2 separate regions of the Homo sapiens genome follow, and region 2 is linked to region 1. The links are chromatin contacts, found by Hi-C or POLR2A ChIA-PET in ENCODE. All regions are on one chromosome and are shown on one strand. The core of a region is the stretch at or near the end of the contact, and the rest is flanking DNA. Distances in the headings are between cores, read along the strand shown. Region 1 has its middle 140 kb from the start of LRRC30. Region 2 has its middle 150 kb from the start of PTPRM.

Region 1 (5,908 bases), core at 1,868-4,367:
GTGACAATAATCAGTTGCAGTGAGAGGCAGCCGCCTCTGTTAGACGGGTGCACACACTCCATTGCACCGCAGTCCCTTGCGTGTCCTGGAACCTCCCTGTACATCAGCTGCCATTTGTCATCACGTTTGCTTTGTCACTTTTCTCATAGATGTGTAAAAAGGGAAGTGGAATATTTATTGTACTATGTCTCTATCAAAAACAGGAAAATAAAAAATAGACCTGGAAAAGTTGCATATTTTGAAATAAAATGGAGACAGTATAGTTATGATTTTTAAAGGCTGTATCTATGCAATTAATATGCAAAGCAAAGTAGATTCATTTGGAAAGAATACAATTTAAGGCACCATGGTAGACTGTCTTTCCAAAGATGCCTCTCACTCCACATGCTCTGCGGTGATGTGACCAACTGCCCCTCAGTGACAGGCAGGAAACAGAGGCAAAGTGGGCTCACAGGTAGGAAACAGAGGCAAGGTGTCTTGCTCAGAGGCCAACAGGTACAGGCCCAAGTCCTCTTATTCCCAGCACAGTGCTCACAAGACAGTAGGCTGAGCAATAGGGGGTCCTGGAAGCTGATGCCATTCCTAGGGTGGTGCCTGGTGGGTAAGGGCAAGTTTGTGGAGGAGGAAAGAGAGAGAGAGAGAAAGAAAGAGAGAGAAACTGAATTGGTGTTTGAATTCAATAGGGCAGATAAAAGTAAGAAGACCAGGTACAAGAATGTAGAGTAGAAAACAAAGACACTTGAATCTGTGCTGACATTAGTGACTTGCTTGATCAATGAGTTGTGAAAGTAACACTCTGGAACTTCTAGGGTGAGGTCCCATTTGAGTCCAGTCAACCCACGAAACATGAGCCATCATAATAAACTGCTGTTTGCAGTCTTTAAGAATGGGCATAGTTTGTCATGCAGCAATTGATAATCCAAACAGACTCCATTATGCAATAGTCCTTTATTGTACTTATTACTTTCTGGCCTGGACCCGTAGGTTGTGAGCCTGGGAACTCCCACCTTAGAGTTCTGTAATTGCTAGAGATTGATGTCACACACCTATCTCAACCAGCACTTACCCATCAGGAGTGTTCGTAGTGCACACACACATATTCAGCTGGTTTCTGTTGGCCAAACCTTTTTTCCTGGGGAAAGAGGGGCCCTCTCCAGCCCTTCCTAACCTTTATCCACCTCAGAGATATGCAGATGAGTTCCTGAGGCCTGCAGGTGCCCTGCAAAGAGGTGTGCCATGTATACTAAGGCATGTTAATTCAGTTTTTTCTACTTTAATAACTGGATTTCCTTCATATTCCTAAAAGACTTTTAAAGGAAGTTAAGTGAGGGTGTTCCACTTTAGAATTTCTTTCTTTTTTTTTTTTTTGATACAGAGTCTCACATTCTGTCACCCAGGCTGGAGTGCAGGGGCACGATCTTGGCTCACTGCAACCTCCACCTCCCAGGTTCAAGCAATTCTCCTGCCTCAGCCTCCCTAGTAGCTGGGAATATAGGAGTGCACCACCTCGCCTGGCTAATTTTTGTATTCTTAGTAGAGATGGGGTTTCACCATGTTGTCCAGGCTGGTCTCAAACTCCTGACCTCAGGTGATCTACCCACCTCAGCCTCCCAAAGTGCTGGGATTACAGGCATGAGCCACCACACCCAGCCTTACTTTCAAATTTCTAAGGGGTACAGTGGCATCACTGTGGCCATACCCTGGTGGGAGAGCATCTAGGACCTGTGACTGTCACCCTAGGGACCCATCCTGAACCCTCATGCTGCCAGCACATGTCTTCTAGCCCTGCACTCTCTCTGACCTCACCTATCTTCCTTCCTTCCTTCCTCCCTGCATTCTTGCATTTGATCTTCTTTTATCACCAATCTAACCTTTTGAATTTCATCACCAATTCAGTTTCTGTCTTTCTCTCTCTCTCTCCAAGCTAGGCCTCACCCACCTGGCACCACCCTGGGAATGGAGCCCCCTCCAGGAGCCCCCGGTGCTCGGCCCAATTCTCTGTGATCCCTGTACTAGGAGTTAGAAGAACTGGGCCTGCGACTGGTGGTGCCATCAATATATCGACGGCCTTGCAGCAAGATGCTTTAGCTCTGTTTCCTCGTCTGGAGACTTAAGGAGAGGCCTGATTCCTGGGCCACATCCAGCGTCACATTCTGTCTTCCACATTCGCCTCCATTGCTCTACTCTGCGCTTCACCCACGGGCCATGCTTCTCTCTCTCACACCCGGGCCAGCTGCCCAAGGGCCTCCTAAGTGCACCCCATCTGGGATAGGTAGCAATAAGGTTCCACTGCAAATATATTTTATTCTTTTCTTCTTAATATACTATTTGCACTCTACCCTGAACTGTTTCAGAAATCTCAGTGAATAGCTGCAAAGATTAAGCCCAACCTTGCTGTAATTTTGGTATTTCAAAAAAGCAATTGCTTCATCCATCATTTAGCTCCGTTCCACCCTAATCAGATCAAGATCACATAATCACCTTTTTCATAACTCGGCAAAACATTTGAGTTCAAATAATGCCTTTACCAAGACCCTGATCTATTGTTTCCAACAATTAAATAGCATTCGTATCAGAGAAGGCCATCTTTTTCCTGCCCAGGCCAGGGCCCTACTTTGGAGGAGTCATACACAGACAGGAAGCCGCGCCCCTTCCTCTTCCTCCACCTGGCCTCCTTGCCAGGACTTGGCTCCGGAAAAGGCCTCTGTGGTCCTAGCTGCTCCGTCTCTGCTCTGTGGGACCTAGGAGCAGGCAGCGTGGAGCTGTCCATGTCATTTGAGGTCTGGCCTCTGCACAGAATCCGGTCCCTGAGTGGGGCCCTCCCACTCCAGCGTTGATCTCATTCTTCTTCCCGAAACCTGCCGGGCCAGCACGGCTCACAAATGCTATCAGCATTCTGCTTCTTCCCTTGCAGATATGCATGGGAACAACTTCTGAATATAAAGACATTAAACAATGAACATTGTTTGCGATAGAATTAGGGCTAAAGCCTGAGCAAAGAGTTGGACGAAATACATCTTTATCTGCACTGTCTCTGATTTAAACAAGGCATAAGATGTTTGTTCAAAACGCTGGCCATATCTGGCTGTGCCTGCCTTTATGAGTCCCTACCCCGCCCCCTCCCATCAGCAGCTGGGAAAAAATGACGTCTTCTCCTGAAAGCAGATGACTTTCCTGCTCTTCTCAGGACACTCTCCCACCAGCAGCAGCCCCGGGGGGTTTCTGAGGGTGGTTGCTGTGTCCTGCTTAAGCTGCCCTGGCTGCTGTCACCAGGCCGGCCACCATTTCTGGGTGGCACAGGTGGGGAGTGCTGCTTTCCCCCAGTCAGAAGAATTTGGCAATAGCCCCCCATCTTCCCAGGCCTCTCTGATCTCTGGTTCCATTTTAATTGAATCCTTTGCAGAATATGCTGGTAACCGATTATACCAGCAAAGTCATCAGAGTGATATTTACATGTCATTAATAAGGCCAGGGAGGAAGGGATGGTGGGGGAAGCTGTGACAGGGGAAGAGGAGAGGGAGGAGAGCAGCTCAGGGCAGAGTGTGGACTGGGGCCAGGTCCTCAGGTTGTGAGTCTGGAGCGAGTCAGACACCTGGCCGGGGAGGGAAAGTGGATGGGTCTTAAATAGTGAGTTCCTTTCAGCATCGTCCTTTTGTTTCTTGCCCATCCTCAGTATCCTGAGCCCCCAGAGCCCTCTGACCTTCCTGATCATTTCCTTGTGTCTTGCAGATAAAAGAAGAAGGCAACCTGCATTTGTGTGCAAGCCTGTGTTTGCCTGCGGCCCTCATGCCCTCTGTCCCCACACCTAGATGGATGCTTCCTGAAAAGGTGTTCTCAGTAGCCACTGTGCTCCTCCGGTGGAACCCCTACCCCCCCACTGTCTGCACAATCCATCTGAGAAACCACACACGTGAGAAGGGGCACAGGATCAGCCAGGCAGATAAGGAGCCATGGCTTGCTGCAGCGGGGGACCCTCCTCACTTTGAGGGTAGCGGCCTTGTTGATAGTCGCATCTTCCTCAGCACCTGCGTGTACGGTCCTGTCCGCTGGAATGGCTCCTGCACACTGGAATGGGAGAGGGTGAAGTCTTTTCTGGGAGTTGCTTTCCAGGGAGGTCAAAGAACCCAGCTGTGCTCTAACTTTTTTTTTTCATTGATTTAGAAATATTTCAGGGAAATGGGGTCCAAACAGTGGCACAGAGTAAACATTAATAATAAGGGACCTACGATGTGAGTGCTGTAAACACGCCCAGGCCCCTGCATGCCTTGGACTTACGGGCTTTTCTGCCTGCCCATCATGGTAACTCCACTGAGCCTGATGGGCATGACCTAAATAGGGCACCTATTTAGCTTTCCTCATAGGAATGGGTGCTTGGCTCCATACACACATCTGTAATAATCAGGCGCCCTGATCACAATACAGCGGTGCAGCAGGAATACGCACGCTCCGTTCAGCGAGCACCCTGAAAACCATTACACTGCTAATTATAAACACAGGCTGCCAAAGCCCAGCTTCCTTCTATTCTTCTTACATCCTGCAGATGGCCAAACTTAGGAACTCGTCATCTGATTCCCCTGGAATGGCAGCTGGTGGCTTGATCTGTCAGTGTTTGGGGTTGGGGCTGGATAGAATCTGTGATAGACCAGGTCTCTAATCACAGTGTGGTTTCCATCTCTAAATGGTCAAGGTAACATGGCACATCCCTCTGGTCTTGGCAAGAAAAAGAGCAGACCTCTTGGAACCCACAATGGAGCACTGCAGGTAGATAAATATGTAACCCTTTTTGTTCCTTGGGTGTCCCCAGCTCTACTATAGTTTTGTTCCAAAGGACCTTCCTGCCTTTGAATGTGACTCCCCAGAGTTGGGAGAGTTGCTTAGAAATGGTATGGGCTGATCATTTCATCAACCCAGAGGCATAAGCATGTGAACTTGGTCTAAACAGTCTTTTTTAAAACCAGAGCTTGGGATCAACTTTCAAGAACTATGGTGATTGGCTCCCTCCAGTCACCACAGTTCTTGAAAGTTGCATGGTGACAGCTCAGCCTCCTCCCTCCTGACTGGGTGCAGAGCATTGAAACTGTGTCCTTCCAAGCCCTGGGGAACAGAGCTGATTAATGGGTCTGGATATTTTTTTTCATTATTATTTTTAATATGGCTGGAAATCTGGCAGGCTGCAGGTATCCAGCAGAGAATCAAAATGAGAAAATGTTTAATACTGTTGGTTCAGGTTTCTAAGAGCAGAGGAAGGATTAAGGACTTGGGGGTCAAAGAAGTGCTTTAGATGCTGCATTGCCCTTCCTAGCTGTGTGACCTCAGGCGGGTTCCTTAATCCCTCTGGGCTCCAATATTTTCTTCCTGTAAAATGAAGCTTGTTTTGGGAGCTTTTCCATTATTATTATTATTCTTTTTTTTTGAGACTGTCACCCAGGCTGGAGTGCAGTGGCGCAATCCCGGCTCACTGCAACCTCCGCCTCCTGGGTTCAAGCAATTCTCTGCCTCAGCCTCCCGAGTAGCTGGGATTACAGGTGCCCACCATCATGCCCGGCTAATTTTTTGTATTTTTACTAGAGACATGGTTTCACTATCTTGGCCAGGCTGATCTTGAACTCCTGACCTCATGATCTACCCGCCTCAGCCTCCCAAAGTGCTGGGATTACAGGCGTGAGCCACCGCGCCTGGCCGGGCTTTTCCATAGTTAATACTAGCTATTAAATCATTTGACCCCTATTGGCTGTCCACTCATGCTAGGGGATGTTCCAGTTGTTGAAGACAAAACATCAGGTCTCCGCCCTCAGCGGGAGAGCAGGGCACAGACGTGTCCACCAGCAAACAGCATTGTCTTACAGTGCACCAGACACAGCTGCACCTCCCAGGTCCCCTCAGGAAAGAGCTTGCAGAGAGCCATCTT
Region 2 (5,908 bases), core at 1,701-4,200, 44 kb before region 1:
ACAAAAAAAAGTCCAGAGCAGAGACAGAGAGTCTTCAGGTAATTTACTAACAGATATGGTCTATATTGCGACTACCTTTTGACAAAAATAAATAAAAAATAAATTAATGATTAAAATCTGGGGAGATACAACTACAGATTTTTTTGTATAAGATGCTTTTTTTTTTTTATTTTTAAGATGGAGTCTCACTCTGTCGCCAGGCTGGAGTGCAGTGGAACGATCTCAGCTCACTGCAACCTCTGCCTCCCAGGTTTAAGCGATTCTCCTGCCTCAGCCTCCTGAGTAGCTGGGACTACAAGCATGAGCCACCACGCCCAGCTAAGTTTTGTATTTTTAGTAGAGACACGGTTTCACCACGTTGGCCAGGATGGTCTCAATCTCTTGACCTCATGATCTGCCCGCTTTAGCCTCCCGTTGTTTTTTTCTTAACAAAGTCTCTTTAATAGGAGCCCCCAAGTCCAAGGGTCTTGTTGAGAACTGTAGCAGAGTAAGTTCAGCAGTGGCTGTAAACCAAGAAAACACTTATCAAAGGTGCAGGCATAGAAGAGATTCTGGCCGGTGGTTAGTGTTCTTAACCAAAATGATCAAGGTGGCTATGAACCAATTCGATAGCAGTGTGTCTTAACAATGCATACAAGCATGCTCCTAGTGACTTACTTGAGGTTCCTGCCCACAGATACTTTTTCCCTTAAAGCAACTGATGAGGTCTCAAGTCTCTATTTTCAGACAGATGGGATTTTCAGTGAACATTCTTCCCTCATCATTAGCTTGGATCTAGGTGTGCTGATAGGTCGATATCTTCAAATGTTGAATTAATGGTAGCCTGCATACCCTCTCACTGAAGGTGACCCTATTGGACAAATTCTAAAACTGTTCTTCCCATGAAATGATTGAATTCTCAATTTTCACATCTGTATCACTAAATGAATCTCCAGGGAGTTTTTGCTGTACTAGAGATGTGGCCAGTAATGGCCAGTAATGGTGGAATTCTACAACAGGTATTTGGCAAATTATGGCCCATGGGTTACTCTACTTTGCTGCTTGTTTTTCTACGGTCCACCAGTTGAAATGTTTTTCTTTTTGCAGTTTCAAATGTTCGGAAAAAAAATAACTTTTTTTGTTGTTTTTTTGTTTTGTTTTGAGACAGAGTCTTGCTCTGTCGCCCAGGCTGGAGGGCAGTGGCACAATCTCGGCTCACTGCAAACTCTGCCTCCCGGGTTCATGCCATTCTCCTGCCTCAGCCTCCCAAGTAGCTGGGACTACAGGCGCCCACCACCACACCCGGCTAATTTTTTTTATTTTTAGTAGAGATGGGGTTTCACCGTGTTAGCCAGGAAAAAATAACATTTTTGATGTGAAAATTGTATGAAATTCAAATTTCAGTGAGCATATAAAGTTCTACTGGAATTCAGCCACGTTCATTTATTTATTCATTGTCTGTGGCTGCTTTCATGCCACGGCAGAGCTGCATAATTGTGACAGAGTTTGTATGGCTCTCAAAGGCTGAAATATTTATCCTCTGGTCCCTTACAGGAATAGTCTGCTGAACCTGCTCTGGACAATGATAATTTCAGGACTCTGACTCCCTTGACCTTTAAGTTAGCATGGAAAGTGAAGATCATAATGCCATTCCTCCTTTGTCAAGCGTTTGTTCTAAAGTCCAAAGTGTTTCGGGCTCACAATAGGCCTGTGAGTTAGGAAAGGTGGGCATTATTAACTCAATTTTACAGATACAGAAATTAGGCCCCGGAAGTATTGACCAGGCTGAGCTCACAGCAAGCCTGTAAACAGGTACTATTGTTTCCATTTTAATGATGGGAAGATGCAGGCCAGGCATAGTGGCTCACGCCTGTAATTCCAGCACTGTGGGAGGCAGGTAGATCGCTTGAGCCCAGGAATTTGGGGCCAGCCTGGGCAACAAGGCTGAAATCCCATCTCTACAAAGAATACAAAAATTAGCCGGGCATGATGGTGCATGCCTATAGTCCCAGCTACTTGCAAAGCTCAGGTGAGAGGTTCGATTGAGCCCTGGAGTTCGAGGGTACAGTGAGCTGAGATCACACCACTGCCCTCCAGCCTGGACAATAAAGTGAGATCCAGTTTCTTAAAAAAAAAAAAAAAAGGAAAGATGCAGACTCAGACTCAAAGAGATAAAGTAACTTACACAAGATCACTCATTGCTTCAGAAAGGGAGCTGAACTTGGATCTTCTTATCCTGATAAAGTTCCATCCCCCTCCCACCACTTGGCTGCCTCCTGGGTGAAGCATCTGGCCTGTTTCTGAGCTGTCCTTTTTGCAGAGAGGGTTATCTTTGGCTTTAATACTGACACCGCCCCTGAAGAGAAAGTCCTTTGTTTGGTCTTGATCTGGTTTAGGCCAGGAAACACTAGAATACTTTTGAGGTTTCCCCCCATCCCCCTGGGGGCCCTTGGGTAACCCTAGCTTAAGTAGCAGCTCCAGGATGCCAGCAGGTACTTCCCCACGGAAAGCAGACAATTGTCTGGGGTCCTGAAGTTGTGGCTCAAGAGAGCAGGCTCCAGCATGTGGGGGCTTCCATTTCTTTATCACTTCCCACTTCTCTGGCCATCTTCTGTCCTCCTCCTTTTCTTTGTTATTCTCTTTCCATTCCTTCTTGTCTTTGTCATTCTCTTTTCTTTCCTTCTTGTCTTTCTCTGCACATTCTCTAGGTTGAAGCACCTTACCAGTGGCAGCAAAAAGCAGGGCCATTTTAAATTCATACACTGCCAATTTTGCAGTAATGTACAGTTTTATTCTGCCCCTGGAGTTCATTTGTTGAGAGTGTTGCTGTGAATCTGGATTGTCTGCCGGTGGCCTGGAAGGCTGTGAGACTCTGGCTTGTGCCTGCTTGTCCCACCCGCTTCTCTGGCTTCTCTCTGTTCTTTTGCAATTCAGAACCTTGGCACATGCTGTTCCCTTTGCTTGGAATTCTCATCATAAGACCAACTTCCTGTCATCTGCTAGGTCCTGGCTAACAGTCACCTCCTTAGAGTTCAGTGAGGCCTTCCTGGATCCCTCAGTCTAGAGCAGCCCCCTCCTCCCTGTGCTCTGCCAGGTCACCAGTTTATTTTGCTCAGATCACTGTGCCCTGTTATGCTGTCTTCTTACTGCCAAGGATGAACCTGAATGCAGCTCCAGGACCTCCTCTGACTAGCAAGTATGGCAGTAGCTCTAGCATTCATCCCAGTGCTGGGTACAAAATAGGCATCAAGAGTGTTTTGGGATATTATGCTGAGAGAAATAAGACAGGCACAGCCAGACAAACACTGCATGATCTCACTATATGTGGAACCAAAAAAAAATTGGACTCACAGGAGGAGAGTAGAATGGCTGGGGCAGGGAGTGGACTGGGGAGATGTTGGTCAAAGGACACACAATTTCAGTTAGACAGGAGGAGTAAGTTCAAGACATTCAACGTACATCAGGATGACTACAGCGAATAACAACATATTGTACACTTGACTACTGTTAGGACAGCAGATTTGAAGTGTTCTCACCACAAAAATGGTATGTGAGGTAATGCATATGTTAAATAGCCAGATTTAGCGATTCCACAGTGTATACATATACCAAGACAGTGTGTCATACACCATAAGTATATACAATTTTTACTTGTCAAGTAAAAAAATAATAATACATTTGGATAATGAATAAAATTCTTAAAAAATAAAATCCACAAAATAAAAATCATTATAATTTGCAATTCAATGTAGATTATATGCATGTCTATAAAACTATGTATCTATAAAACTATACATATAGTGTATACAGTATGACTATATATTGTATATAGTCAGTTGAAAATATTGTAAGTCAAAAAGTGCATTTTCAACTTCCAGTATTTTCAACCTTCAATGGGTTTATCCAGGCGTAGCCCTGTTGTACGTCCAGAAATGTACTGAATGCCTATTGGAGACAAACAAACACAAAGGAAATAATAAAAGAAGGAAATATGGAGTATTAGAAATGAAGAAAGAACAATAAAAAAATAAGGATAAATAGGCCAGGCACGGGGGCTGACGCCTGTAATCCCAGCACTTTGGGAGGCCGAGGCAGGCGGATCACGAGGTCAGGAGATCGAGACCATCCTGGCTAACACAGTGAAACCCAGTCTGTACTAAAAATACAAAAAAAAAATTAGCAGGGCATGATGACGGGTGCCTGTAGTCCCAGCTACTCAGGAGGCTGAGGCAGGAGAATGGCGTGAACCCAGGAGGCAGAGCTTGCAGTGAGCCGAGATCACACCACTGCGCTCAGCCTGGGAGACAGAGTGAGACTCTGTCTCAAAAAAAAAAAAAAGATAAATATAATAGACTATCCTCTTGAATGCTCTAAATTATGTTAGATGATTGAAACAAAAAGTATAACATTGTCTGATCTGGTTCTCAGTATATGTACAGAAAATATTTAAGCTAATTATACTATAAAGTAGGGGAGGGAAAATGTAACTTAAATGGAGGAAAGGATTCTACACTTTACTCAGACATAAAATGTTGACACTAATGGGCAGTGAAAATTTATATACGTAAAGTGTAAGACCTAGAGCAACCACAGAAATATCTACCCAAAAATATATCCTCAGAAATTTACATACATCAGAATGAAATTCTAAAAAATGTTCAGGTAACCTCAGAAAGGCAGGAAAAGTGAAACAAAGGAACAGAAAATGAGGACAAATGAAAGATAGTAAAATGGCAGAATTAAGCCTTAACATATTAATAGTTAAATTAAATGTAAATTTAATTGCTCTAAATACACCAATTAAAAAACAGATATGGCCAGGTGCGGTGGCTCACACCTGTAATCCCAGCACTTTGGGAGGCTGAGGCAGGCGGATCATGAGGTCTGGAGTTTGAGACCAGCCTGGCCAACATGGTGAAACACTGTCTCTACTAAAAATACAAAAAAAAAAAAAATTAGCTGGGCGTGGTGGTGGGCGCTTCTAATCCCAGCTACTCGGGAGGCTGAGGCAGGAGAATCACTTGAACCTGGGAGGCGGGGGTTGCAGTGAGCCAAGATCGTGCCACTGCACTCCAGCCTGGTCAAAAAGAGCGAAACTCCATCTCAAAAAAAAAAAAAAAAAAAAATTGGTCCAACTACACATTGACTAAAATAAACTCACCGAATATAATATATTCATTATAACATATCTGATATATTCAAGTATAGGTAGGTTGAAATTAAAGATATGAAAAATTACATATCATGTAACATTAATCAAAAGAAATTAGAAACCACTATATTAACATCATAAAATAAAACAGACTATAGAGCAAAGAAAATTACATGGGACTAAGAAGGACATTACATAATAATGAAATAACAAACCAAGAAACCATGGTAATCTGAAATGTCTGTGCATCCAACAACAGGTCTTCAAAACACGAAGAGCAAAAATTGTTAGAAAAGGCCAGGCGTGGTGGCTCACGCCTGTAATTCCAGCACTTTAGGAGGCCGATGCAGGCAGATCACCTGAGGTCAGGAGTTTGAGACCAGCCTGAACAACATGGAGAAACCCGTCTCTACTGAAAATACAAAATTAGCTGGGTGTGGTGGTGGATGCCTGTAATCCCAGCTACTCAGGAGGCTGAGGCAGGAGAATCGCTTGAACCCCAGGAGGAGGAGGTTGCAGTGAGCCGAGATTGTGCCATTGCACTCCAGTCTGGGCAACAAGAGCGAAACTCCGTCTCAAAAAAAAAAAAAAGGGCTGGGCGTAGTGGCTTACTCCTGTAATCCCAGCACTTTGGGAGGCCGAGGCAGGCGGATCACGAGGTCAAGAGATTGAGACCATCCTGGCTAACATGGTGAAACCCCATCTCTACTAAAAATACAAAAAATTAGCCGGATGTGGTGGCGGGCGCCTGTAGTCCCAGCTACTGGGGAGGCTGAG

Evidence for each region. A loop is a pair of places that touch in the nucleus more often than their neighbours do. ChIA-PET counts read pairs that join two places held with the same protein, here RNA polymerase II (POLR2A). Pooled maps may share reads with other maps.
Region 2: a loop to region 1 is called in a map of heart right ventricle, with 2.6 times the contacts of the local background. The contact joins two enhancer-like sites. A Hi-C loop is called at or near these places in 5 of 168 maps with a recorded cell type or tissue (Caco-2, heart left ventricle, heart right ventricle and 1 more), 1 of 37 single-sample maps with no recorded cell type and 5 of 50 pooled maps. POLR2A ChIA-PET finds 5 or more read pairs at or near these places in 3 of 52 experiments (H1, PC-9 and WTC11).

What each region holds. Positions count from the first base shown.
Region 1 is chr18:7,367,808-7,373,715 of GRCh38, reverse strand. No RefSeq gene overlaps it. Among named protein-coding and RNA genes, the nearest start is that of LRRC30, 140 kb to the right of the region's middle. Within about 2 kb of position 3,117, at least 15 of the 41 ENCODE cell types and tissues checked have a DNase peak (open chromatin) inside an H3K27ac peak, as active enhancers do; they include heart right ventricle, where a contact is called at or near this core.
Region 2 is chr18:7,411,698-7,417,605 of GRCh38, reverse strand. No RefSeq gene overlaps it. Among named protein-coding and RNA genes, the nearest start is that of PTPRM, 150 kb to the left of the region's middle. Within about 2 kb of position 2,950, at least 7 of the 41 ENCODE cell types and tissues checked have a DNase peak (open chromatin) inside an H3K27ac peak, as active enhancers do; they include heart right ventricle, where a contact is called at or near this core.